Regions from separate parts of the Homo sapiens genome. Here region 2 is linked to region 1. Evidence: chromatin loops called from intact Hi-C (ENCODE). Cell type or tissue: IMR-90. All regions are shown on one strand. Links, peaks and the distances in the headings refer to the core of each region. The heading gives the core; the rest is flanking DNA. Region 1 has its middle 25 kb from the start of LINC00402. Region 2 overlaps KLF12 (KLF transcription factor 12).

The links. Peaks named below come from ENCODE experiments on the same cell type or tissue, not always from the same donor. Only the 100,000 strongest peaks of a DNase experiment are listed, where the experiment ranks them.
Region 2: it touches region 1 in a loop (2.2-fold over the local background); 2 of 110 quality-filtered maps call a loop at or near these places.

What each region holds. Positions count from the first base shown.
Region 1 is chr13:74,204,652-74,209,062 of GRCh38, reverse strand. It overlaps a transcript of KLF12 not described here. Among named protein-coding and RNA genes, the nearest start is that of LINC00402, 25 kb to the left of the region's middle. In IMR-90, for the core only: no CTCF peak of the experiment used is centred there; a DNase peak (open chromatin) is centred at 2,612; H3K27ac peaks cover 2,248 bases.
Region 2 is chr13:74,063,232-74,067,591 of GRCh38, reverse strand. The region is part of intron 1 of KLF12 (KLF transcription factor 12); the gene reads left to right. Among named protein-coding and RNA genes, the nearest start is that of KLF12, 69 kb to the left of the region's middle. In IMR-90, for the core only: no CTCF peak of the experiment used is centred there; a DNase peak (open chromatin) is centred at 2,561; H3K4me3 peaks cover 220 bases; H3K27ac peaks cover 14 bases.

The sequences.
Region 1 (4,411 bases), core at 177-4,176:
TGCCACAAAATCTAGTATACTGTTACGTCACTCAAGATCGGATTTAACTGAATTGAGATAAGATCTTTTATCTGTATTTAGTGCTCCCGTATGAAATACTTGGGAAATTTCTCATCTTTCTTCCACAGCACTTAAGCTGCTGCAAAGATAACCAAACAACAGTTTGTCCACAATTCCCATTCCCAACGCAAAATAAAGCTCTGCCCCTTCACTCTTTCTTAAAGAAGTGTTTCTTTTTTAAAGAAAAATTTTTTAGACACAGTGTCTCACTGTGCTGCCCAAGCTGCCTCAAACTCCTGGCCTCAAACAGTCCTCCCATCTTAGCCTCCCAAGCATCTGGGACTACAGGCAAAAGCCACCATGCCTGGCTCATATGTTTTTAAACACCATTCTTTTCCTGGATTCTAATGCTCTCATTACATTGAAAGTATTTATCCAAAAATTTTTCTGATGACTGATTTTGATAGGAAAATAGAAGTTTGAAAGAGTCTTTGGAATCTAAGGACACTCACTCTGTCTTTCAATAAAATGATCTATAATTTACTTGCTATTATAATATCATTTCCAAAAATATTAATGCCAGCAAAATTCCCAGACAAAATATGCATCTGTTTTTTAAAATATGCATTCAATTTTGTAGCACTATATTTTTCTTTCCTTAATTACACATAATTAGTGATAGATTGGCCACAAAAAGCTCAAATCCTTGAAGTACCATATTGCAGCATTCTGAATGCCTGTGTTTATAAGATCATGTTACAAGGTTTGAAAGTCAGTTCCTTATTGAGATTGCAAAGATATAGGTTAGACAGATTTCACAGAGAAGAGATCACCTCTTCAATGTGTTTGATTCTAATAGCTGAACTTTGCAGGTTCACATTATTAATGTAAAGATATGATCTCAATGTTTCATACCTTTTGACCTAACCAAAAAGGGTCTTGAATGTGAGCATTCCTAATGTCAAAAATAGAATTAACTTCTTTGAACTTAAACTTATTACTGCATTTTTTCCTTCATTCTGTAAATTCTTCATCCTGTGTTTTTGGTGCACTGGATTTAAGCTTTAAAAATGTCTAATTCAATGATGAGTCAAAATCTGTAAAATACATCTTAGAAAATACTTACAATTCACTTAATTACTTGTAGAGCAGCAGAGTAGCATAGCAGGAATTATACTTTCGATTTTTCACCGTAGGCTCAGGTGGTAAAGTAATTTGTCCTGAATTAAGAGATCATGATAAGATAAAAACGCAACAGTCAAATAAGCATATGCCCTAGTGGTTTGAAAGCTGAACAGCCTGTCACTTGATTTGGGGATGAATGGAATCCTCTTTCTACCATTTGCTGCATGACCTGAAACTTTTTTTGTTTTGTTTTGTTTTTGTTTTTGAGATGGAGTCTCACTCTGTCACCCAGGCTGGAGTGCAGGGGAGATCTTGGCTCACTGCAACCTCCACCTCCTGAGTTCAAGCAATTCTCTGCCTTAGCCTCCCAAGTAGCTGGGATTACAGGCATCTGCCATCATACCCAGCTACTTTTTTTGTATTTTTAGTAGAGACGGGGTTTCACCATCTTGACCAGGCTGATCTTGAACTCCTAACCTTGTGATCCACCCGCCTTGGCCTCCCAAAGTGCTGGGATTACAGGCATGAGCCACCTCGCCCACCTGACCTGAAACTTTTTATTCCTGTCCTAAGCAATGAGGACAATTGTACTTTCCCATCCCATACTTTGTATTGTGTATGACTGTTATGGTTTGAATGTGTCCCGCATAAAGCATGTATTGAAAACTTACCACTGTAACATTATTAAGAGGTGGAACTGTTAAGAGGACATTAGGCCATGAGGGCTCTGTCCTCATGAATGGACTAATGCTTTGATCATATGAGTGGGCTCGTTATTGCAGGAGTTGGTTCCTCATGAAAGGACAGGTTCAGCCTCTTCTTGTACTCTCTCAACCTCTCTTTGCCTTTCCACTATGAGATGACATAACAGTAGACCTTAACAAATGCCAGCCCCTCAGTCTTGGACTTCATGGCCTCTAGAACTGTGAGCCAATAAATTTCTGTTCATTATAAGTTGCCCCATCTTAGTAATTTATAGCAGCACAAAACAGACTTAGACAATGACTTAGACAAGGTTTGTAAAGCAGAACAAAAGTGCTCATTAGGATATTATTGACAAGGAGGCAGATGCCAAATGTTTAGAAACTCTTGAAGACTGGCTTTCAATTCACATTGTTCTCGGTTTTGTTCTAATACACAAAATTAAATAAATTGCCAAAGTGTCATGTTATATTTCATTTTGTTTTCCATGATCCTGTGCATAGTGAGCATGCTGTCGCAGCGAGAAAGACAAAGTGTAGCCTAAACCATCTCTTCTCATTATAGAATCATTCATTCTTATTCTAGAACCAACACTTTTTATTTTCCCTGTTATAAAATCTGCAATGCAGCGCAAATCCCTGGATCAGTGGATGAAGGAAAGGGATAAAGTGTAATAATTACCCAATTTCCTGGGGGTGGATGGGAACACAAAGAGAATGGAAGAAAAGAGAAGAAGGAAAATACCAGAGTCTCCGGGAGACAAATGGGCTACTCAAAAGTGGTTGCCTGGAATGCAGGGAATGGAAGCCTGAGGTAATTGTTTGGAACTGAATGAGTCTGTTGTTGAATACTATTTTAAAATATTTGAAAAGTCCATAACCTCTAAGTAAAGTCAATGTTTTTATAACAAATTCAACCAGAGTAGTACACAGCCATCACTCCTTCTAAAAACACTAGAAATTCAATGATTATAGTTAGTATTATAAAATACGTTCTATAAACTAGCTACTGTAATTTTTTAATGGATTCTAAAATAAGAAGGGCCCTATAATGAATGGGTAATGAAAACAGATGAGTCATTCTTTCTTGACAATTATATCCCTAGATTTTATCATGGTTGGGTACCATGGTGTAAACTTGAAGTTCAGGTTAATGAAATGGATCATAACCAAAAACACAAAGCAAAAACAGAGGGAAAATTATCTTCTCAGTATGTCTACTTAATTTAGATTTGATATTTATAAACTTGCATCTCTTGTCATCTCTGTGTCAGACATTACCTCCAAGGCAACTGGAAGCCCAGTTTACCACATTTGGGAGCTGTTAATTACTGCTGACAGGGTTCATATTCATCAATTTTCTCTCCCTACTATAAAAATCTCTACAACCTGGAGGAGAGAGTTATCTTTTTGCAGCCCACCCTGAGCCTTCAACTTTGTTGTAGATTTCAAACTCAGCTAAGTGTGTCCTCAACCTCTCTACCCAGTAATGAGTTTCTGCTCCAGCTGCTTTGTTTCGGTTGACTCTTCAGTTTTCTTTTAAATAATATAAAGACAGCCTAGTCCTTCCTCTGTGTCTACGTCAGGGTCAAGAAAGTCAGGTGGCAGGCCAAAGGAAGTCAGTCATCAACTATATGTGGCTACCAAAGCTTTACGTGTCCATACAAATCCAAGATTGTGTTTGCTAAGTCAGAGTGAGCCAACATCAATTTTTAGATAATATTTTTCTTTACTCAATACACTTGAGTAGGAAGAAAGTCACACATGCACTTCAGTTTCTATGTGCCAAGAGGAGCCTCTCCCAAACCTCAAACTCCATCTTAGCATATCCTCAAAGCCTAGTGAGTCTCAGAGAAAAGATGCCAGTTGTCTTGGGAGAATAAGTTACTTTTCATATCACCCCAGATTTTGTCAGAAAGAACTTCATCTGACAATATTTCCTGGTGCTATAAAATGTTGCCATTTGTTTTATTATGAATTCACTAAGTTGGGTTAATTCAACAAAATGTATTTAGTGATTTCTCTTCTCCCCACGCTGAGCAAATTTGCTATCAGTCTATGTCCTTAGGGAATTTACCCTCTAGCTAACGTAGATGACCACTAGTGAAATAGTTTTTAGGCTATTCACAGAGCAAGCCACAAGCAAGAACCAAAAAAAATACATGGCAACCATGTCAGTGTTCACAGAAGTTCACTTTTTAAATATAACAATAAAGAGTAAATGGGAAAATAACTCTATGGTCATTTTCTGCTATCAGCATATGTCTAGTAATTTATTTTAGACTGGCTACTGGCTTCATAAAAAGCCCAACACTCAAAAGTCTTGAGATCTGACATTTGCAATAGTGGCAATAAACTAGAAAGAAGTTGCTAGGAAGATGCTATACAACCCTCGGTATAATAGCACAAAAATCCCAAATACGCAGTGATGATGGTACAATCATCCACCAACCTCGAATTCCTGAAGTCCCTTCAGATGCCATGCAGAAACTGAGGTCTCTGAATCATTCAAGTAATAGCCGGGTTCATACATAAAATAGAATCTTCAACATGTTTTTAGATCTGAAATTTGCTTACAATTTAGA
Region 2 (4,360 bases), core at 361-4,360, 140 kb after region 1:
TCTTCAATACTTGAAAGGCCTTTATTTTGAACATTTTGTGGATAGGTACCTGATTAGCAACTGCATCCTTCTATATAGTGATTAGTTGTAATTCAGGTTTTACATCTGTGCCAACAATTTACACATTTCCTCTTGAGTTTTTAACACTGTGATAATGCCAAACAGGTCTTTGCTTTTGTTATATCTAATGTAATAATTAGGTTTAGACTCTTCCTTAAGTTGGTAATTGTTTGATTTAGTTCCTGCAATCTGTTTCCAAAGATAACTTAGTATTTACAATATTTTTAATACTTCATAGAGACCAAGGACAAAGGTATTCAATTTCATATACAGACTCTTTTTCATCTGATGTACATGCTTTGCAGAAAATCTCACTTCATTTTCAAGGGTTGTATCTTGTTAAGCAACATTTTTTATTTTCTTTGGAATACTTTGCAAGGTTGTTCAAATTCTTTCTTGGCAGGCCTGATTATTAGTTTGTACTTGACCTGCTAAACTTTGAGGGTTTTCTTGTAATCCTTGGTAGGAGGGCTTTAATTTTCCAATTTTTGAAAAGCAGTTAGCTATGTGTGTCCCTGTCCACACTGTCCCCAAGCCCCTGCCCAGGGCCTGATCTTTTTGATCCTTAGCAGATGTTTATCTTGGGCTATGGGTAAGTTCTTTAAAATGGTCTTCAAAGTACCTATTGTTTATTTGCTTAAAGCTGTATATTTCCTTTTTAGGAATAATGCCCCATTTTTAAGAGTTGACTACTAGTGAGCTTTATAGCTCCCTTCGAAGGCCAGAGTGATGGTGCTGCCCAGTTTGGGAGGACTATCAAAGACAGCTATCTTTGATATTTAAATGTTAAGCAAAATCCAGGAAGAGATATATATTCACATATAACATCACCATGATTATTCTTGGTGTTTTATTTTTATATTTTAATTAAAACTATAATTTATCTAAAGGGCTCATAAAAGCAGTTCCTCATTGTTTGGATCATGGCTTGCTGCAGCATCAACCTTCTAGGCAGGCCCAAGTCGTTCTCCCACCTTAGCCTCCTGAGTAACTGGGACTACAGGTGCGTGTTGGCTAATTTTTTTGATTTCTGGTAGAAACAAGGTCTCGCTATGTTGCCCAGGCTAGTCTTGAACTCCTGAGCTCAAGCGATCCTCCCACCTCAGCCTCCCAAAGTGTTGGGATTATAGGCCTGAGTCACCAGGCCCAGCCTACAGAGGCTCTTTCAATATAATGTATTTACGAGTTGGTAATGGATATATTTAATAATGAAGAAAAACTATGGATAAAGAAAAGTGTGCTGGACTTTTAGAGCAAGTAGCTTAAGAAAACAAGTGTTCATAATATTCACCATCTGCTTCAGTCGACTTTTTGAGAATAACATCGTACAGTCTGAAACCCACAGATGTTGGGTTCCATATTTCCTCTTCATAGTCTTGTCTTCTCAGTGTTGCCTGCAGGTCCACGGGCCTTACTGACCTGTGGATGTGGATGGAGCATATAATCCACAACAATCCACATTTTCTGTTTATGCACCTCCCTGCTCCTGCAGGACCTCTAGCCTCCATAAAGTCTCCCTAATCTTTTTATGTCCGCGTCCCCAGGAATGTCTTCTATGTACATGTGAATTACTGTATCAGCTAGTTACCCTGAAGAGTCTTCTCCATCTCTGTCTACTGCTTGCTCCCCTTCTTCATAAAACCTCTGTGAGGGGCTCATGATTGAGATTCTAACTCCAGTTAGAATCCTCATGTCACATGTCTAGAGAGATCGTTCAGAGCCCTCTACGTTGCCAGCCCTTGAGGAGAGGGGAGGATGTTCCTCAGGTCACACTTTGTAGTTGCGGTCCCAAGCCACGTTGCTCATGCACTTCCCTCACGTCACTCCTACACTGCTTCATGGGCTCAGAAACTGGGAATTTATCCTGGAACAAGGACACAGAATATGATCCTCTGTCCCTGGATTCTGTGTATATCCACTTCTCTATCCCATATTACAGAAAACAGTACAACACACAAACACTCATATTCTCATCCTTGACCTGACAAAAATTTTCATGTAGATGGATGCCTATGGGTTCACTGAATTTCTGCATCATGATAGGTCTTATTTCTTTCAATTCTTTGGGGGACTCTTATAGAGGTAAATGAAGATCCAGATAAATTACTTCATTGTATAAGTTATAGTAACTTTGACATAGTTACACAAGTGTCTGGCTCACACCTGAATTTCTCACTTTAAAATATATGTGTTTTGAATATGACCATGATTTGCTGTTTTAAATTTCAGTGTGTATATACATGCCAATATGTATGTGCATATGAATTAGATACAGAGTAGTATACAGTGTGTATATATATATATACATGTGTGTGTGTGTGTGTGTGTGTAAGAATCAGATACAGAGTAATATACATATATGCAGATTGTATGTATGAATCAGTAAAATGTGTGTATGAAGCAGATGGAGGATAGTGGAATGTATGTGTATATGAATCAGGATATGGGAGTATAATGTTTGTGTCTATGTATATATGAATCAGAAGCAGAGTACTGAAGTGTGTGTTTTTGTTTGAATTGGGCAGACAAGTATGTGTATGTGTGTACATGTATATTTGTGTATGAGTCAAAAACAGTAGAATAACGTATACATGAGTGTGTGTGAATCAGACTTAGAGTAGTATGATGGGAAGAATGCAGGATGAATAAAACTAACATTGATTCTGAGATAACTTAGTACCTGTGTGACTTTGTGACTTTGTACAAATCACACAGACTTTCTAGACATCATTAGTACAGTGTGAGATTTTTAGATCTAAGGTCCTTTATGGTCTAAAATTTGATGGTTAGTACAGTCAGCATCACAAACTACTCAGCCTATTTCATTCCTCTGTGAATTATTGTGTCTGTAATGACATTTATAATTGACCTTTCAGCATTCAGAATCTCCATTGTGTCTTTGTTTATTAGCCTCTACAGCAGAGAGACATGATAACTCTTAATTTCAGGGTCATGTCTCTGGACTATGTCCAAAATGTCCCTGGTTATTATAATTCTGGACTCCAATGCTTCTTTGGATGTATCATCAACACCAAATTTTGTAAGTCACTGGATTAACATAAACAAAACGATTGCAGCCACCCATGTCTCATTTTGCTAAAGTTATGTGACTTTATAATACTTAATATTGAGTGAGTGAAATCCACGAAGACACTGTTCATGCCTGTAGAAAATCATATGTAATACCTGCTACATGCAAGGTACTAGGCAAATGTTTATGGAATGAACAAATCATTGTATGGTAAAATGCATTTTAAAAATATACAGTTATATATGAGCCTATGTGTTCTCTGAGAATCCCTGTGATGTTTTTCTTGGTGATGGAGAGGGGTGGTTTTCCATCATCACCATTGCAAGATGGCAGTGGTATTTAGATGCTGTTTGTAATGGACAGATAGTGAGAGGAACTGAGGGGTGCTGGGAATAGAATGTTTGTGATTTTTTTCCTCTTTTGGGGACAGGGATATTGCACCCCTTTTAGAGGAACCATCTTAAACCAGTGAACCAAATTATTTTATTAGCTCATGTCTATAGAATCATATGGAAGCTTCTTCTTTGGGCATAAATTTTGTGTCCACAGGGCACTGAAGCAGTTAATCTAAATGCTGTCTTTTGGAATCAAAGGGCAGCTTGGGCACAGCACTGAATTAGGAAACTGGAACATCAGAAAGTTCTAGTTTTCTTGCAGTATTTTTTTGCTAGTATGTGGTAATTACAAAAGGAAGTGAAAAACTATAAGGGAAAATTATAAATACTAAAATAAAATTTGGTAGTCTAATACAGAACACCTTTTTTAGTGCATGAGTACCTTATACTGTAAAAAAAATTTCAAATCTATTTGAGTATTAATCACTAAAGTTTGCTGTGATTACAGGACATTGCCTTTAAAGGCCCCCTGTCATTTTATGCTGAGTACATGTAGTGGTAGTTAATTTTTACTTTGATATTTTCTGTTGACCTCCTTACTTGTGGGAAAGGAGTAAACCTGAGAAATAAGACATTAAAATCTTGGCTGATTATCAGTTATTAATACTATTCTTGAGGAAGATATTTGGCCCTAAGATAAATGAAATATGAAGGTTGTTAAATAAGGTTAATTTACCTAGCAGTTTTGATGTCCTTGAAGGTTAGCATAGGAAATAATAGTGCAGTCTGAATGCATGGTATTGGCTTTAGGGTAGCTCTTTAGTTCAAGCCTCCTTAAAGCATTTTGAAACGTTTGCATTAAGTTTGTGCTGAATTGACTCCCAGAAAGGAGACTTCTTCCAGAGTCAAAATGAAACTAAGTATTCATATTAGA